Linked DNA regions of Homo sapiens: region 2 is linked to region 1. Evidence: chromatin loops called from intact Hi-C (ENCODE). Cell type or tissue: GM12878. All regions are shown on one strand. Each heading gives the region's core, and the rest is flanking DNA. Links, peaks and the distances in the headings are about the cores only.

What was found. Peaks named below come from ENCODE experiments on the same cell type or tissue, not always from the same donor. Only the 100,000 strongest peaks of a DNase experiment are listed, where the experiment ranks them.
Region 2: it touches region 1 in a loop (3-fold over the local background); 5 of 110 quality-filtered maps call a loop at or near these places.

Annotation. Positions count from the first base shown.
Region 1 is chr7:117,226,651-117,234,993 of GRCh38, forward strand. It overlaps ST7 (suppression of tumorigenicity 7), which reads left to right. Exons shown (of 16, transcript NM_001369598.1): 16 at 3,112-3,526. The coding sequence ends at 3,207. It overlaps LOC105375466 (a long non-coding RNA gene), which reads left to right and starts at 6,098. Exons shown (of 3, transcript XR_927896.2): 1 at 6,098-6,235; 2 at 6,594-6,735. In GM12878, for the core only: no CTCF peak of the experiment used is centred there; DNase peaks (open chromatin) are centred at 3,927 and 4,361; H3K27ac peaks cover 1,559 bases.
Region 2 is chr7:117,381,389-117,389,731 of GRCh38, forward strand. It overlaps ASZ1 (ankyrin repeat, SAM and basic leucine zipper domain containing 1), which reads right to left. Exons shown (of 13, transcript NM_130768.3): 5 at 4,310-4,421; 6 at 3,338-3,472; 7 at 1,598-1,722; 8 at 681-756. Among named protein-coding and RNA genes, the nearest start is that of ASZ1, 42 kb to the right of the region's middle. In GM12878, for the core only: CTCF peaks have their summits at 177 and 4,629 (motif pointing left); a DNase peak (open chromatin) is centred at 4,513.

The sequences.
Region 1 (8,343 bases), core at 212-8,211:
AAGGGCTTAGCAGCTTCAGACACCTCACTACATTGCCTGCTCCTTCCTTGCAGGTATGGGATGGAAGGCTTGCTGTGGGGGAAGGTGGCTTAGTAATGAAGGGAGCCCATCTCAACTGGGGCTCGTGGGAGAGTAAATTAGGCCCTCTAGGAAAAAGTTCAAGGGAGTCTTTGTGAATTCTCCCAAGGATGGAACATTCTAGATAGGAGGGATAGAAGCAAATCATTCTATACGTTGGAAGCATTGGGGCTTCGTATTCTTGTGGAACCTTGTTGAGAAGGGCAGGTGTCATCCAGGAAAGAAGGGACCACAGTACTTTGCTGTGCAGCATGGGGAAAAGGGAGCATTTATGGACATCAACCAGGATGAAGCTTTCCTCCTGATTTTCAGAGGCTTCACTTTTGTGCTTTTTATCCAAGTCAGGTTAGTGCCCAAAACAAAGCAAACAAATAAAGGCCTTTATTTTAAGCCAACCTTGTAACATCTCCATTCATTCTACAGCTCAAGGTGAGGCTCCCCGAGGACCCCACATTTTAGTGTGTGTGCATCACCCAGAGTACAGACTTTGAGCGATGCCTGTTATCTAGCTGCGCTGGCTCATGTTCAGCAGTTGCAACAGCTCCATGGCTGCAATGGCTCAATATCAGCAGTTCCTTCCCCACTCAACCACAACTTCAACAGTTCTAAATCTGTTTTTGGCCAAGTCTTCAGGATATAACTTTGCCAGCAATATCACCTTGTTTATTAAGCCCTATCTTCCACCACCTGTCAGAATCTCTGGTTTATCGAGACCACTGTAACACTTTAACTCCTCTTTATGAAGTTGAGCATTATAGACAGATGCTGTGGTTTGTGGAGCCTTGGTAGTCTCTGATTATATATGTGTCTGTGTATGTAGATATACATATACGCAGACATATATAATTATGTATGTACACATATTATGTGTGTATTTCCTATCATGTTGGGTGAATGCAATCAGTAGACTTGTTCCATATTATCCTCTTATAACTAGGATTTTACAAATGCTTTCAGAGTAATTGGGCAGTAATTGCTCATTCCCAGGCCCATTGTCTCCCATGATGCCTTCCAACTGCATTCATGGGTGCTCCCAATCCAGCTCTAAACTGAAAAAGATAGGCCATCTATTCCGTAGGGTGGTTTTGTGCACTCAACAAAGGATAATTTCAGAAGATTATCAGAAACTGCCATGTACCTGGCACCCGCTTGAGGATGGCACCGTCTCCTCTTTGCTCAAGCACTGACATGGCTGCCTGTTTCTTAACTGCAGATCCAACCTGACACGCAGGGCCCTCCCCAGTATCCTTCTAGCCACTTTTGAACTCTACTTCTTCTAACTGTCCTAGCTAAACTGAACCATTTACTACCTTCTGGTAATAGTGTTGCTTTTCCATTTCTCTTTGACTGTTTATTGAGCCTGGAGGGCCCACCCTGCTCCTATTTCTTCCTTTACCATCCTTACTCCATCTCTCTCTTTTGATATTCCAAGCATCCACTGGAGTCCATTTCACTTGCCTCTTTCTCAAAAGTATTCCTGCTCCTTTCAACAGAATGGATTCTCTCCCTTTTCCAATCCCAGTGCTTTGTTTGGGCCTCTATCCTGATTGCCATCACAGCCTATCTCATTATTAGTTTGCTCTGTCCAGATCTTCGTGGCCCCCTCCATCACTGGGCTTTGAGCTTCCTGACAGTGGGAGTTTAGTTTTGAACTACACCCCTTTATATTTCACCCAGCACTTAAGTGCCTTACTAAATAAATACATTTAATTGGTGTAAAACACAGATTGGAGAAGGATCCCAAATTTTACGCTGTCTTGATTTTGCATTATATGGATCTCGCATTTGATGATCTGGCTATTTTGTGTTACCTGCCTTCCCAGTGTGTGTTCTACTGGTCCAAAAACAAAATGAAACAACAGGACAGATTCTGGGTCAGCAAATTTGGGAAACTTGCCCACCATACCTCTTCTCGAAGACCCACAGTCCACAGAACATTTACCTAGTAAAGGAGCCTGATTTAACTTTATTAAATATACTAAATTTGCTTGACCTCAGAACTATGATCCCCTCTGCATTATATACACACACACTGCACTACACTTCTATGAGAAATTCTTGGTAGTGTAGATGGTGCTGTGTAATGGACAAGGGCTTAGGACAAAGGGCTCCATGGTACAAGAACCAGGTGTTGAACCCCAGTAAGACAATACCTGGGTTCTGAGCAGAGAGAGGGCAATGAAACCATCCCAACAACTCTCTCTTCCCTGACTGGGATAGGGCACCTCTTCTGCCAGATGCTGGATGGGGTGTGGAATGAAACTGATTCTTCACAAGAACAGAATTAGAATGGATTTGAGAATATTTTAATAAGTATCTCATGTGAAGCACTTGGCTTTCTTAAAAGACACAGCTAATGAGCTTTATTCTCTACATGAAAAGCAGAAAGGAATTTAGTAACCAAATGAAAGAGTTCCCAGAGGTGCACTCGGAACAGCCCCTTAACAAGGATCTGTCCTCCATGGAATAGCCCGTTTGCCGCCTTCTCCCAGGGTCCCAGGCATGCTGCTAAACATGTGGCTCAGAAAGGAGCCCACGCTGGTGTCTGGGAGGCAGTAGGACCGCAAAGAAATTCATACACAACACACTTGACCTGTAAAATTGCCATTTCCATTTAAAGTGAGCTCTACACCCAGCTAGATGAGCAGCTGGTCTAAGTTGTCACCATTTTTTAACTCTTGTGCCCACTTGCCACCAATCTGTCATTCCTGTTTGACGACACCAGTCATCTGCATGGCAGCTGGCAGATGCTAAAGACTAGCAGGAAGACCTCAGGACTGTGGGCCACCTGTCAGGGGAGTGAGGGGGCTGTCAGCTGACACTTCTCCCCCTTATCTAACAGTGCTGGGGCCAAGGACTGGAATGCAGGTTTGACCATCAGCTGATGTTTCCTGTAAACATAAAGATGAAATGGTTGCCTTTTGAGACTTTCGTAATGCAGAGACTTAAGCTGCAAGCGTGGGTGGAGAGGTTTGTTTTATAGTCTTGAACAAGGTTTCTGCTGACTTCTGTGTCTGTCTGGTTTCTTTGCAGTTCCTCAGCACTTTGTTTGCCCCCTTAAACTTTGTCATGGAGAAAGTGGAGAGCATCCTCCCATCCAGTCTGTGGCACCAGCTAACACGGATCTGAGAGAAGCCCTGTCCTCCACTCACCTCACCCGCCGCTGCCACCATCTCCTCTGTGCCAACTCCTTGTGGACCGCAAGAAAGCATGACTTTGAAAAAGGGAAGCCATTCCGAGATTTTAAAATGTTCATGGACTATTCCATATTAAAAGCTGTTTTTGTTGTACAAAATTCACTGATGTTCAGTTCTATTTTATTTTGCCTTCAGAAAAGAAGAAAGTCAAAAATAAAACTTTTGTGTATTACAGCAATCATTTGTATCCTCCTGTGTCTTCCAACCCTAAAATTGTTGATGTCCCAAATAAACCTTTGGATTTACCTTGAGTTTCCTGGGAACCTGGATCTACTGAATGCCACATCATGGTTTCTGTGCTGATGGAACACATCTCAGCAGGCCCTGAGAACCCCTTATAGGCAGAGGCTTGGAAAATGGAATCTCTTGGGTTCAACAGGACCATCATTGTCAACCCCAAACTGTCCTTCTAGGCCAAATGCACAGAAAAAGCTCGCAAGAGGAATCACTGGAAGCATGAATGAAGCAAAATGTGTGTGCCATGGCAGGTTGTTCTGGTTCAGAGACTCTACTTACTGAATAGTGTTCAACACTGTAGTTCCAGGAATCCTTTTGGTTTTGCTGTTTGAAAACTTCTTGTGAGAAAACTCCTGATAAGAAGCCGCAGACCCAACAGTCTGTGGTAGAACCTGACCAGTTTACTGTCATTGCCATTTTTAAAATGTTTTCTCGTAAGGGTACTTTTAAATTTTTTATCATGTTTGCATTCCTGATGCTTCAGTGTGAGCATTCTTTGAGTATTTTAGTGATCTGAACCAAAGTGATCATTTGTCCTCACCACCTTTAAAAGCTTTCCATATGATTCATATCTTGCTTAGCATCTGGCTTTACTTAAGCAAAAAAAAAAAAAAAGAAAAGAAAAGAAAAATAAATAAACTTGAATCCTCTATCTAAAGTGAAAAATACCACTATTTAAAATCTCACTCCAGTGCCTAAAAACAAAGGGCCTGTCCTTTATGTAGCTTGTTTTTCCCCTTATTGAGAATCTGAAGTCTTTCCCCACTAGTGTTAAAATAAGCAGTATTCGGGGAAAGCACCTGGCCACATCTCCTTCTCAGGGGATCTTCCTGCTGGCCCCAAGAGCATAGTCAGGTGGGCAGGTAACATTTAGGTGCACAAGGGCTTTTTATGCTTTTGGCAAACCCTTCTTTGTACCTACTTTGTACAAAGCCCTAATGGGATATGTAGCTAGCTCCGGCTCTTGAAGTATCTCATAAGAGCTTGAACTCCATGTACACACACTGGTAGCACTGCTCTTGGCAGGGGCCAGGTCTATCTTGTGGATATCTGCTCTTGGTGGCAGGAGCCAGGTCTGTCTCGTGGATATCTGCTCTTGGTGGCAGGGGCCAGGTCTATCTCTTTCCCTCTTCTTCCTCTGACACAACTCTCAACATAAAGGGGATGTGCAAATGATTTCTTGGATGAATTGATGCGATACGTGATAGGTATAAATAACCTTTGACCCATATTCAGAGGAGGAAGATGGGTTCCAGCTGAGAAGGACCAGGGAAGGCTTGGAAATGTAATTTTGAGCCAGAAGAAAAAATGATGAGAATCTGATTCTTTGATTTAGTAGATGAGGAAACAAAAGTCCAAAGTCGACCTACCGAAGTTGGGACTCCAGATTGCGATAATCCTTGAATGAAGGTTTAAGAGCTTATAGGCAGTGGGAAGTGGAAATGCCCAAAGACATCGTTGTTAGAAAATCCAAGTTTTCTGTAATCCCAGCAATTTGGGAGGCCAGGTCAGGAGGATTATTTGAGCCCAGGAGTTCAAGGCTAGCCTGAGTAACATAGTAAGACCTGAGCTCCACAAAAAAAAATTTTTAATTAGGTGGGCATGGTGGCATGTGCCTGTAGTCCCAGCTACTTGGAAGGCTGAGGTGGGAGGATCACTTGGGCCCAGGAGGTCGAGGCTGCAGTGAGCCCTGATTACACTCCAGCCTGGGTGACAGAGTGAGACCCTGTCTCAAAAGAAAAAAAAAAAAAAACAAGTTGCAGAAAATACAGCAAAGATACGGAAGATAAGGATTTTAAAGTGCCTAATGAATTTAATAGTTAGGATTTTAGAGCCATTTCATGGAAAGGTGAGGCTTTGAGGGGTAGGAGGAGTTAATGGGAAGTGCAGATGGAAAAAAGATGGTGACAGATGTAGACACAATCAGATGACAGATGTGGGTAATACTGTTGAAGGAAATGACAGGGTGGGTAATATTGTTGAAGGAAATGAGTCCATTGGCTAATAGGAGTGTATTAGTCTATTCGTGTATTGCTATATAGAAATATCTGGGACTGGGTAATTTATAAGTAAAGAGGTTTAATTGGCTCACGATTCTGCAGGCTGTACAGGAAGCATAGCAGCATCTGCTTCTGGGGAAGCCTCAGGAGGCTTCCAATCATGGCAGAAGGTGAAGTGGGGACAGGCACATCACATGGTGAAAGCAAGAGCAACAGAGAGAAAGTGAGGGGGAGGCGCCACGTGCTTTTTTCTTTTCTTTTTTTTTTTTTTTTGAGACGGAGTCTCGCTCTGTCGCCCAGGCTGGAGTGCGGTGGCGTGATCTCAGCTCACTGCAAGCTCCGCCTCCCGGGTTCACGCCATTCTCCTGCGTCAGCCTCCCGAGTAGCTGGGAGTACAGGCGTCTGCCACCTCGCCCGGCTAATTTTTTGTATTTTTAGTAGAGATGGGGTTTCATCGCGTTAGCCAGGATGGTCTCCGTCTCCTGACGTCGTGATTCGCCCGCCTCGGCCTCGCGAAGTGCTGGTATTACAGACGTGAGCCACTGCGCCCTGCCCACATGCTTTTAAATGACCAGAATCACTATCAGACAGCACCAAGCCATGAGGTATCCGCTCCCATGATCCAAACACCTCTCACCAGGCTCACCTCCAGCATTTGGGATTACAACTCAACATCAGATTTGGATAGGGACAGATATCCAAACTCTATCAAGGGCTAATCAGGTGAGGAGAGAGAGACACCTTCCCTGAACTTGAGAGAAGCAAATGATGTGAACTTCCTAGACCTTGCACCTTATGACCCAGAGTCAAGACCCCCTCCTCAACTACTCTGCTCAACTGTTGAGCCCACTCACAACTCACACTAGCAATTCTCACCTCCCCAGTCCTGGATGCCAGGGAGGTTGCTGTTTTCCCAGGTCTTGCCTTGTTTTGCTGCCCCTGAGGACAAGCATTAAGGCTCTCTTCTTTGTAAATCATTTAATGCAAATATGTGGAGAGGTAGAGCCAGAGCAACTCAAATAACACAGTAGAAGTTTTAAAGATGATTATTTATATATCATTCTTACACTTCCTGACCAAGGTCCATGGTTCCTGACTTCTGACAGAGATGGCAACTGGAATCCAGGTTGTCTTCTGCCTTCTGCTTTGATTTCTATATGAGGGTGCATCAAAATCCATTCCGATGGGCTTCCTTTATAAAGACCCTTCCTTCCAGCAGGACAGTAAGTGTTCCTTAGTCTCAACTTATGTGTATGTGTTGGAATACAAATGTAAACATTCTAAATTAAATATCAGCAAATGCAATCTAGCAATGGATACAGGAAAAAAGACAATATGACCAAATGGAATGATCTGCCAGTTTGGTTTTTCTTTTAAACTTTGTGATATGGTTTGGATTTGTGTCCCCACCCAAATCTCACGACAAATTGTAATCCTCAATATTGGAGGTGGGGCCTGGTGCTGGTGATTGGATCTTGGGGGCAGATTTTTCCCTTTGGTGGTGTTTTCGTGATAGTGAATTCTCATGAGATCTGGTTGTTTAAAAGTGTGTGGCACCTCCCCGCTCTCTCTTCCTCCTGCTCCAGCCATGAGAAGTACTTTCTGGCTCCCCCTTCACCTTTCACCATGATTGTAAGTTTCCTGTGGCCTCCCCAGAAGCCAAGCAGAAGCCACTATGCTTCCTGTACAGCCTGCAGAACTGTGAGCCAATTAAACCTCTTTTCTTTATAAATTACCTAGTGCCAGGTATTTCATTATGGCAATGGGAGAATGGACAAATACACTTCTTTTATCAGTACTTACCAGCATCAAAATTATTATGGCTTTATAAAAGAATTGAGAAGACCAGCCTCTGTGGCTTATACTGGTAATCCCAGCACTTTGAGAGGCTGAAGCAGGAGAATTTCTTGAGCCCAGGAGTTTGAGATCAGCCTGGGCAAGAATAGTAAGGCTACAAAATAAAACATAAAACATTCAAAAATTTTAGCTGGGTGTGGTGATGTGCACCTATAGTCCCAGCTACTTGGGAGGCTGAGGTGGGACAAGTTCCTTGAGCCCAGGCATTGGAGGCTGCAGTGTACTGTGATTGCACCATTGTACTCCAGCCTGGGTGACAGAGGGAGACTCAGTCTCTAAAAATGTTTTTAAAAAGAATTGAGAAGCTTTCCATATCTTCATATGGCCTGAAATAAACACTGACATTATCTGCCGTTACAGGATTAGGGAAAAGACATGAAACATCTGATTTTCAGGCTCTAATGGTGGATTTTTAAACTTTTTTTAATTTTTAATTTTTGTGGGTACATAGGTGTATATGTTTATGGGGTACATGAGATGTTTGATACAGGCATGTGCTGCATAGTAATCATGGAAAATGGGGTATCCATCCCCTCAGGTATTTATCCTTTGTGTTACAAAAAATCAAATTATACTTTTTTAGTTGTTAGTTATTTTTAAATGTACAATTAAGTTATTATTGACTACAGTAGTCACCCTGTTGTGCTATCAAGTAGGTTTATCCATTCTTTCTATTTTTTTTTATCCATTTACCATCTCCACCTTCTCCCTCAAACCCCCACTACCCTTCCCAGCCTCTGGTAACCATCCTTTTACTCTGTATGTCCGTGAGTTCAATTGTTTTCATTTTTACATCCCACAAATAAGTGAGAACACGTGATGTTTGTCTTTCTGTGTCTGGCTTATTTCACTTAACATTAATGGCCCCAGTTCCATCCATGTTGTTGCAAATGACGGAATCTCATTCAATTTTATGGCTGAATAGTACTTTATCATGTATAAGTAACACATTTTCTTTATTCATTCATCTGTTT
Region 2 (8,343 bases), core at 50-8,049, 150 kb after region 1:
CTGTATCACATTAAACCAACATGTAGTTTTACTCAAGATTTCTCCAAATAGGGAGACATTTCAAGATTATACAATGAAGCACAACTCTGAAATATTTTAACAGAATGTGCACACTCCCAAGAAGAGTCTATCTTAAATAGTGCTTTACTGCTTCAGTATCTCCACCTAGCTGGTAACAACTGTCATGGACTCAAACCCCATAATGTATGCTTAAAACACCCACACAGTGCTTGGCATATGATCTGATTTAACCTTCATGACAACCCAACACTAGGTATTATTATCCTTATGAAGAAAATGAGATATTTAAGTCACATATTTCAGTGATTAAACATTAGAGCAAGAATCTGATACCAGGTGTTTGGTTTAAAATCACGCTCTTCCAATATTCTACTCAAGAAGATGAGCAACTACAGAAACAAACTAAGGGCTCAGGTGTATATGAAGGTTAGGCAGTGGGTAAAAACTGTTTAATCTCAGATTCTAATTTATGTAAATTTCTAGAATAATACATTTTTGCAATGTTTTTCACAAATTTAAAATTGGGATGTACTACAAATTATGGTGAAAAGTAAATTGGCAGTTATTCATAGACATGTTTATGAATTAATATCTAACATTATATTAACCAACAAATTAACATATATGCATAACTCACTGTAGGTTATATAAGATCTTACCTTTAGTAAATCTGTCATATGTTCAAGTCCAAGACCATGTAAAAATACTTCCAGATCTCCAAATGCTGTATATGAACTGTATACATTTATAGCAATGTCAATTTCAGAACAGATTATAAATGCACAAGCGATAAATATACATTTATATTGCAAGAGAATATGAATAATAATGAATTCATGTAGAATATATTTGCAATCTGCACACCAGACCTATGCTATATCAAAGGAATAAGTAAGGTTTTGTGACTGAAGATATATGAGGAGTATAACTCATCTTTCCCCAAATGAAAATATATGCCAGTATGTACTCCTTGTGAAATTTCTGCACATAAAAATCTCCTCAGCCTGGTACAGTAGCATACACCTGCAGTCCCAGCTACTTGGGAGGCTGTGGCGGGAGAACTGCTTGAGCACAGGTGTTTGAGGCAAAAAAACCCACAAAAAACAAAAAATGAAAAAAAACCACACCTCTTTAATTGCAATAAGTAAAATTTAAGTAACTTTAAATGGGGTAAGGAGAGAATTATTTTTGGCCATGTACTCAACAGTGGTGTTCTGGGGGGAAAAGTATATGTTTAATTTTAGCTTATAAAATTAGAACTGTACTAAAAATAATTAGAAAACAAGGTGTTATACTGTTTGAACACTAATATAATTTCAGAACCTTTTAAAAATAGATTTTATTGTTGATATCTTACTTAAAGTTTACATTTAAAGTTATTATCATTAGTGTTAGTACATAAAAATGAATAAAAATTTTCTAAAATTCTGGAGAACACTAAAAACCCAGACATTTAAAAATGCTTGTAAACATTTAAAATATCATATATTTTAAATAAGTCACCACATTTACTACAATAAAATATACACAAATTTTACTTATAGGTATTCTGTTGAACTAAAACATGCTATATTACCTAAAAATGTGATCTTTTTCTCTATCAGAATCTGTTGTCAATATTTTACAAATAGTGTCTTCTTTAGTTAGCTGTTGAAGTTTTCCTTCCAATGGATTTAAAGTAAAAGAAAGTAAGTTGAAGATCTGAAAAAAGTTAACATCATTCAAATATAATTAACATTGCATACTGTAACTTACACTTAAAAGAAACTGAACATACGATTATCTCATATCCAGAAAGGAAATTTTAGCAAGTAAGTGGGACAGATGTTTCACAATTTACTACCCTGATAACAACTTTTAAAAAAATGATATATCACAGTTGTATATATTTTGGGGGGTACATGCGATATTTTGATACACATATACAATGTATAATAAACAAATCAGGGTAATTGGGATATCTAAGTGCTTCCTTAACCTACAATAATCAGAAAAGAAAAAAGTACATCTAATTCAAAATAGTAAAAATTAAAGGAAGATAGTAATTAATATTTTTGGTAAGATACATAGCGAAACTAAAAATTCCATTTGGATAAATGACTCAGATTAAATATTAAGATAGTACTTTAAAAACATTGCTAAGTGGCAAGAGAGTAATGAGCATGACTAAATGTATACAAATCCTAACTGAACACCTCAAAAAGATATGGTGAAATTCCTGAGTTTTAAAATCTAACCTCTCAGGAAGTCAAGGTTATATCACATACTCAGCCAAAATACAAGATCAAATCTCATTTCAATAAATGATTTATGACTCAAAATAACCTTTGATGTTCATAAACTTCTTATGTCAAGTTTGGTGTCATCTACTCTACATTTAACAATGTAATAAAATAATTTTAAGTTTTTGAATTTTCAAAGTTTGGAAGAAAAATGGTAAATTCCTTTTTGAAATTCTACAGGGCTGTAGTGATTACTGTTTATCCTATAAAAATTCTGAAAATATTAGAATAATATTTGGAAAATGATAGCCATGTTTATCAGATTGCTTAAAAGGTTAGAGGAAGTTACTTTATATGCAGTAAAAGTGGCTTGGTTTGATGATTACATGACGGAATCTTTGGAATTTTACGTGCTTTCAAATTCGGGAACTCAGTGTTACAAACTCTTGAACTAAACAACTTAGTTTTATAATTGTACTATACTTGATCCTTGCTTAGAAGTTACAGACTTGTGGCTAAAGCTTTAATCTTCAGACCAAAAGTTTATATTGATAAAGTAATTTAATGTATGGCAAGTATTTATTATTGAGTTTAACATCTGAATGACAGATTATACATCCAGGTATATTATCACTTTATCGTAAGCCCTGTCACACATATAAGAGCAAATGTTGTTTAAGGAATTTAATTTTTAAATTGTTTAATACATTAATTAAACTTACAAAAGAATGTTTGAGTTACATGTTCAAACTGGCATTTTACTAGCTTTCACTAAATTACTTTTAAAATTCTGGACCAGTTTAAAATGTTTAAATAGTATATTACAATTTTATTCCTGGGGCCAGAATAAGATTTTATTACTCTTTTATAGAGCTTTTAAATTACTATAAGTGCTTCTTGTTTCATAGAAGATGAATACTCTAGCAAAATAAAGTTCTCATTACCTGGCTGGAGGAAAGATACATATTTAAACATTTAATAATTGCCAGATACACTATAATTACACTTTTAATTCTAACAGAATAATACAAAAGTTCTACAAATGATAATGTGATATGCCACAGAAAATAAGTTTAATATGTACAGAAGGATACCTCATGATGTTTGTTTCTTTTTGCAATCTCACTTGGCATCTTTCCATCTTTGGTTTGTAGCATTTTATTAGCTCCAAGTTCAAGCAACTTCAAAACTATATTTTTATGACCCTGACGTGCTGCCCACGTTAAAGCCTGTAAGTAGGGGGAAAAGAAGATTGTTTAAAGAGAAGGAGTGTATATGAGACAGACAGGAAAAGTTTTCAACAGTATTTATGACACAATAAAAAAGAGAACATAGTTAATTAATGGAATGATGCAATCTCTTCATTTTACAATATAATGTAAACATATTTCCAAAGTTGTAATTGCAAAGCTGACTGCAAAGCTCATTGATTTTTTAAAACCAGTGTTTTATACAATTAACTGATGTTAAGGAATAAAATGATTTATTTGCCAATCACTGAAGGGTTTTCTACAAAAAATAATTCTTATGTATATTTTAGAGCCCAGATTTTGCTGTGTGTTACAATTTTTTTTTTTAATCAAGAGTAAGGACTACGAGAGTCAGTTAATTCCTCATTTCTATTTCTTTTCTTTTCTTTTTTTTTGAGATGGAGTTTCGCTCTTGTTGCCCAGGCTGAAGTGCAGTGGTGCGATCTTGGCTCACTACAACCTCTGCCTCTTGGGTTCAAGCGATTCTCCTGCCTCAGCCTCCTGAGTAGCTGGGATTAAAGGCACGTGCCACCATGCCTGGCTAATTTTTTGTATTTTTAGTAGAGACAGGGTTTCACCATGTTGGCCAGGCTGGTCTCAAATTCCTAACCTCAAATGATCCGCCTGCCTCGGCCTCCCAAAGTGCAGGGATTACAGGTGTGAGTCACCATACCCTTCTATTTCAACTGTTGCTTTTTTTCACCAGATAGCAATTATATTCCAGCCCTTTTGTAATTATTACTTCTTAAAATTCTTTTTTTGTAGATTACTGATAATAACAGAAACAAAAAGAAACATTGTAAAAATGTTTCTCACAGTGTAACCATTCTCATCCTGGGTATTAACTTCTGCTCCATGAGCAACAAGGAGAGCAACAACCTGGGTGTGACCATCTCGAGCAGCATACATGATTGGGGTCATAAGTCTCCTAAGGAGGAGGAAGAAAGGAAACATTTGTGTTAATGCTGCCATTAATCTCTCATTTTCATTAATTTAACCATACACAATACCACCAGTACTGCTTTGAAAACGAAAAGAAATGAAAGCTTTTGCTAAATCAGGTGATTTAAAAATCCAACCTTCCTGCAAGTAAGTACAAGTGAAAGAGATGACACTTTTAAAGTGCTGAATGCTTACACAGCACCCTCTAGTGAATAAATGTATTAAAAATACATGAAATAAGCCACGCTTTCTACTATGAAGTTCACTAATATACATATTCATCTAGAAAATTATCAGTGTACCCACACTATGCTTATGCTAGGAATATAGTAATGAATGACACAAATAAGGTCCCTGCCCTCAAAGGATTTGCTAATACTAAATGCTTATTACATTTTATTTAGAGGATTGCTGAAACAAAAATGTAAATTTAAAAACTTCATTCCTTAATGTATTCTATTATGATTCTACTTTAGTCTGAGACTGAAAGAATTTTATTCTGACTGGGAGACTTACTATATATAATTAGAAAAGAGATAAGTCCAATAGATTAACCAGCTTAATATTCTCTTAAGAGTACTTTCTGGGAGAGGATAGTGGTTTCTCTGTAGTTTATCATTTCCCAAAATTAGAGATTCAATCCTTCTACTCCTGGAAGTTAGTCACCTTCTGGGCCTATTCCAAGGACACCAGATTTTATCAGCTCTACTTGGGCTGAACATAACATCATGGTCTGTTTTAAAGGAGGTCTGAGACTCTGAGCCCAATTTTCCTGAGTCGTCCTCAAGATCTGATTTATACACAAAGAACTTTGGAAAAGAAAAATAAATAATTTCAGAGTTCCATGTTTTGATCTTACCAAGAAAGTTTTTATTGGTTATTCACATTACATATACAACCTACCAATAGACTATTTCTCTGTAAGGTTTGTTAGCATAAGGTTATACCCTGAAATCTGAACACTTCACACCTATGTCCTTGTTAGCACAATTCATATATATCTGTTTCTTATATTTCATGGTATATTATAATTTGAATGTTTTATGTGAAATTATATGCTAAATCAGTTGTAAAAGATTGCCTCCTCTACCTTGAATATCCCTTACATAGTGGCTTCATTAGATAGACAATCTTTATGAGGTAAAGATTGAATTTCCTGGATAACTTAAGCAAACATAAAAAAATATATACAACTAGCCAGGTGTGGTGGCTCAGGCCTGTAATCTTACCACTTGGGGGGCTAAGGCAGGTGGATTGCTTGAATCCAGGAGTTCGAGACCAGCCTGGGCAACAGAGGAAAGCCCTGCCTCTACCTCTACTTAAAAAAAAAAAAAAAAAAAAATTAGCTGGATGTGGTCTGCACAACTGTAATCCCAGCTACTTCAGAGGTGGGAGAATCACCTGAGCCTGGGAGATCAAGGCTTCAGTGAGCCGAGATTGTGCCACTGCACTCCAGCCTAGGCAACCAGAGTGAGACCCTGTCTCAACAACAACAACAACAACAACAACAACAACAACAACAACGCCACCCAAAACCCCCACATACACACATACGTGGCAACAACAAATTATTTGAATTAACCATTCGAATTCAAATTCTTCATTACATCTAAATCCGAACTGTTGATGTCTCATCTCCACTGCACTTACCTGCATAATAACCCAAATCTGCTCCTCTCAGTCTTCCCTATTTCATAAAGCCACCATTAACCACATTACTCAGGCTTAAGACTAGGCATAATTCATGACTCTTCTCTGTCATTCCAAGTACAAGTCACCGGCAGCTCCTATTAGCCCTGCCTTCATAATCTGCTTCTGATCACTTTTCATCACCTCATTAGCCACTGCAGTGGTCCAAGACAACATCATCTTTCTCTGATTTATATTGCCATAGTCTCATAACTGCTCTCCTCCATGCTTCCATTCTTGGCCACTTACAGTTTATTGTCTTTGAAAATGCCAAGATCTCCCCTTTGCAGGAACTGTGCAAGTGCTCTTGCCTGTCCCCAGACCTTCATATTGCTAACTCCTTATTCTTATACAGATCCTTATTAAGAGAAGATCAGTAAAATTTTCAAACCTCTAGCTAGACTGATTAAGCAAAACAGAGAGAAGAAACAAGTTACCAGTATCAAGAACAAGAGAAGTAACATCAGTACAGATTATCCAGATTTTAGAAGTATGAGGAAGTATTATGAACAAATTTATGCCAATAAATTAGACAGTTTAGATGAAATGGATAAATTTCTCAAAATACACAAGCTACCACAGCTCACTCAAAAAGAAATAACCTGAATAGCCCTAGACTTATTTTTTAAAAACTTAATTAGTAATTATAAATTAAATTAAATTTTCCACAAAGAAAACAGCAGGCCAGATGGCTCCACTGGTGAATTCTACAAAACAGTTAATGAAAACAACATCAATTCTAAACAAACTCAACCAGTAAACTAAAGAGGGGAAGATGCTTCCCAACTCATTCTATGAAGCAAAATTACTCTTATACCAAAACCAGAGGGTGCCATTATAAGGAAAGAAAACTATAAACCAATAATCTTCACTGAAAATAAAAATGTTTTAAACAAATTTTAACAGAATCCAAAAATACATAAAAAGGTTAATACATCATGACTACAGGCAATTATCCTAGGAATGCAAGGCTGGTTTGATATTTGAAACATCAATCAATATAATGTACCATATTAACAAACTAAAAATGAAAAAAAACCCTCAACAAATGCAGAACAAGTATTTTACAAAATCCAACATTTATTTCTAACAAAAACACTCAGCAACATAGGAATAGATGAGAACTTCCTCAACCTGACAAAAGCATCTATGGAAAATTTACAGTTAACATCATATTTAATGGTGAAAGAGTACTTTCCCCCAACATCAGAAACAAGACAAGGATGTATGCTCTCACATTTCTACCCAACATTGTATTGGAAGTTCTAGCCAGCGGAACAAGACAAGGAAAAAGAAAAATGGTAGGCCTCCAGATGGGAAAAAAAGCAAAATTGTCTTTATTCACAGACAGCATGATGTATATAGAAAACCTGATGGACTCCACAAAAAAAGTACTAGAACTAATGAATTTGGCAAGGTTACAGCATTCAAGAGAAATATTTAAAAAATCAATTGTATTTCTTCATGCTAGCAATGAACAACATGAAATGAAAATAAAACAATACAACTTAAGTAAAAATATAAAAGCCAGGAAATCTATTGCTGTTTATTAGAAATGCACCTAGTATTTGCATATATGCATATATAAATACAGGGTGATGGTGATGTATTTGAATATATCTGACTTACAGTTGTCTAAGTAACAATTTGGATCCAGAAGTCTTTTTTTTTTTTAAGATTCAGGAGGTACACGTTAAGGTTGGTTAATGGGTATATTGTGTGTTGCTGAGGATGAGGTTTGGTCTTCTATTAATCCCACCACCCAAGTAGTGAATATAGTACCTAATAGGTAGTTTTTCAACCCTTGACCCCTCCTTGCCTCCTCCCCTTTGGATTCTCTAGTGTCTATTTTTAACTGAGCATCCCAGCCTCAAAATGCATTTTAAAACTTTTTTTCCTTTCTTGTTTTCAGCTTTGAAACATATTTTGAAATGCTTTGTTTCTACTTTTCCCACCAGGCACTTCAATGAACAGTGCTTGCTTATCTAATTATGTGCTTGCTTAGGTAATCCAGGGGCCAATTTTGAAACAAACCAGGCAGAGAGATACAGCTCCCACTTAGGGGTAGTTATGAACAGTTAACCTACCACTACCAGGCCAAAGTCAGGATGAGGCAAACCAGACCTTCTGGACAGGCAATTTCTCAAGATAACCATTGAAACAAGTCATGCAGACCTGCACCCTCGGGCAACACTCCTGCATATTTCCCACACCTTTTC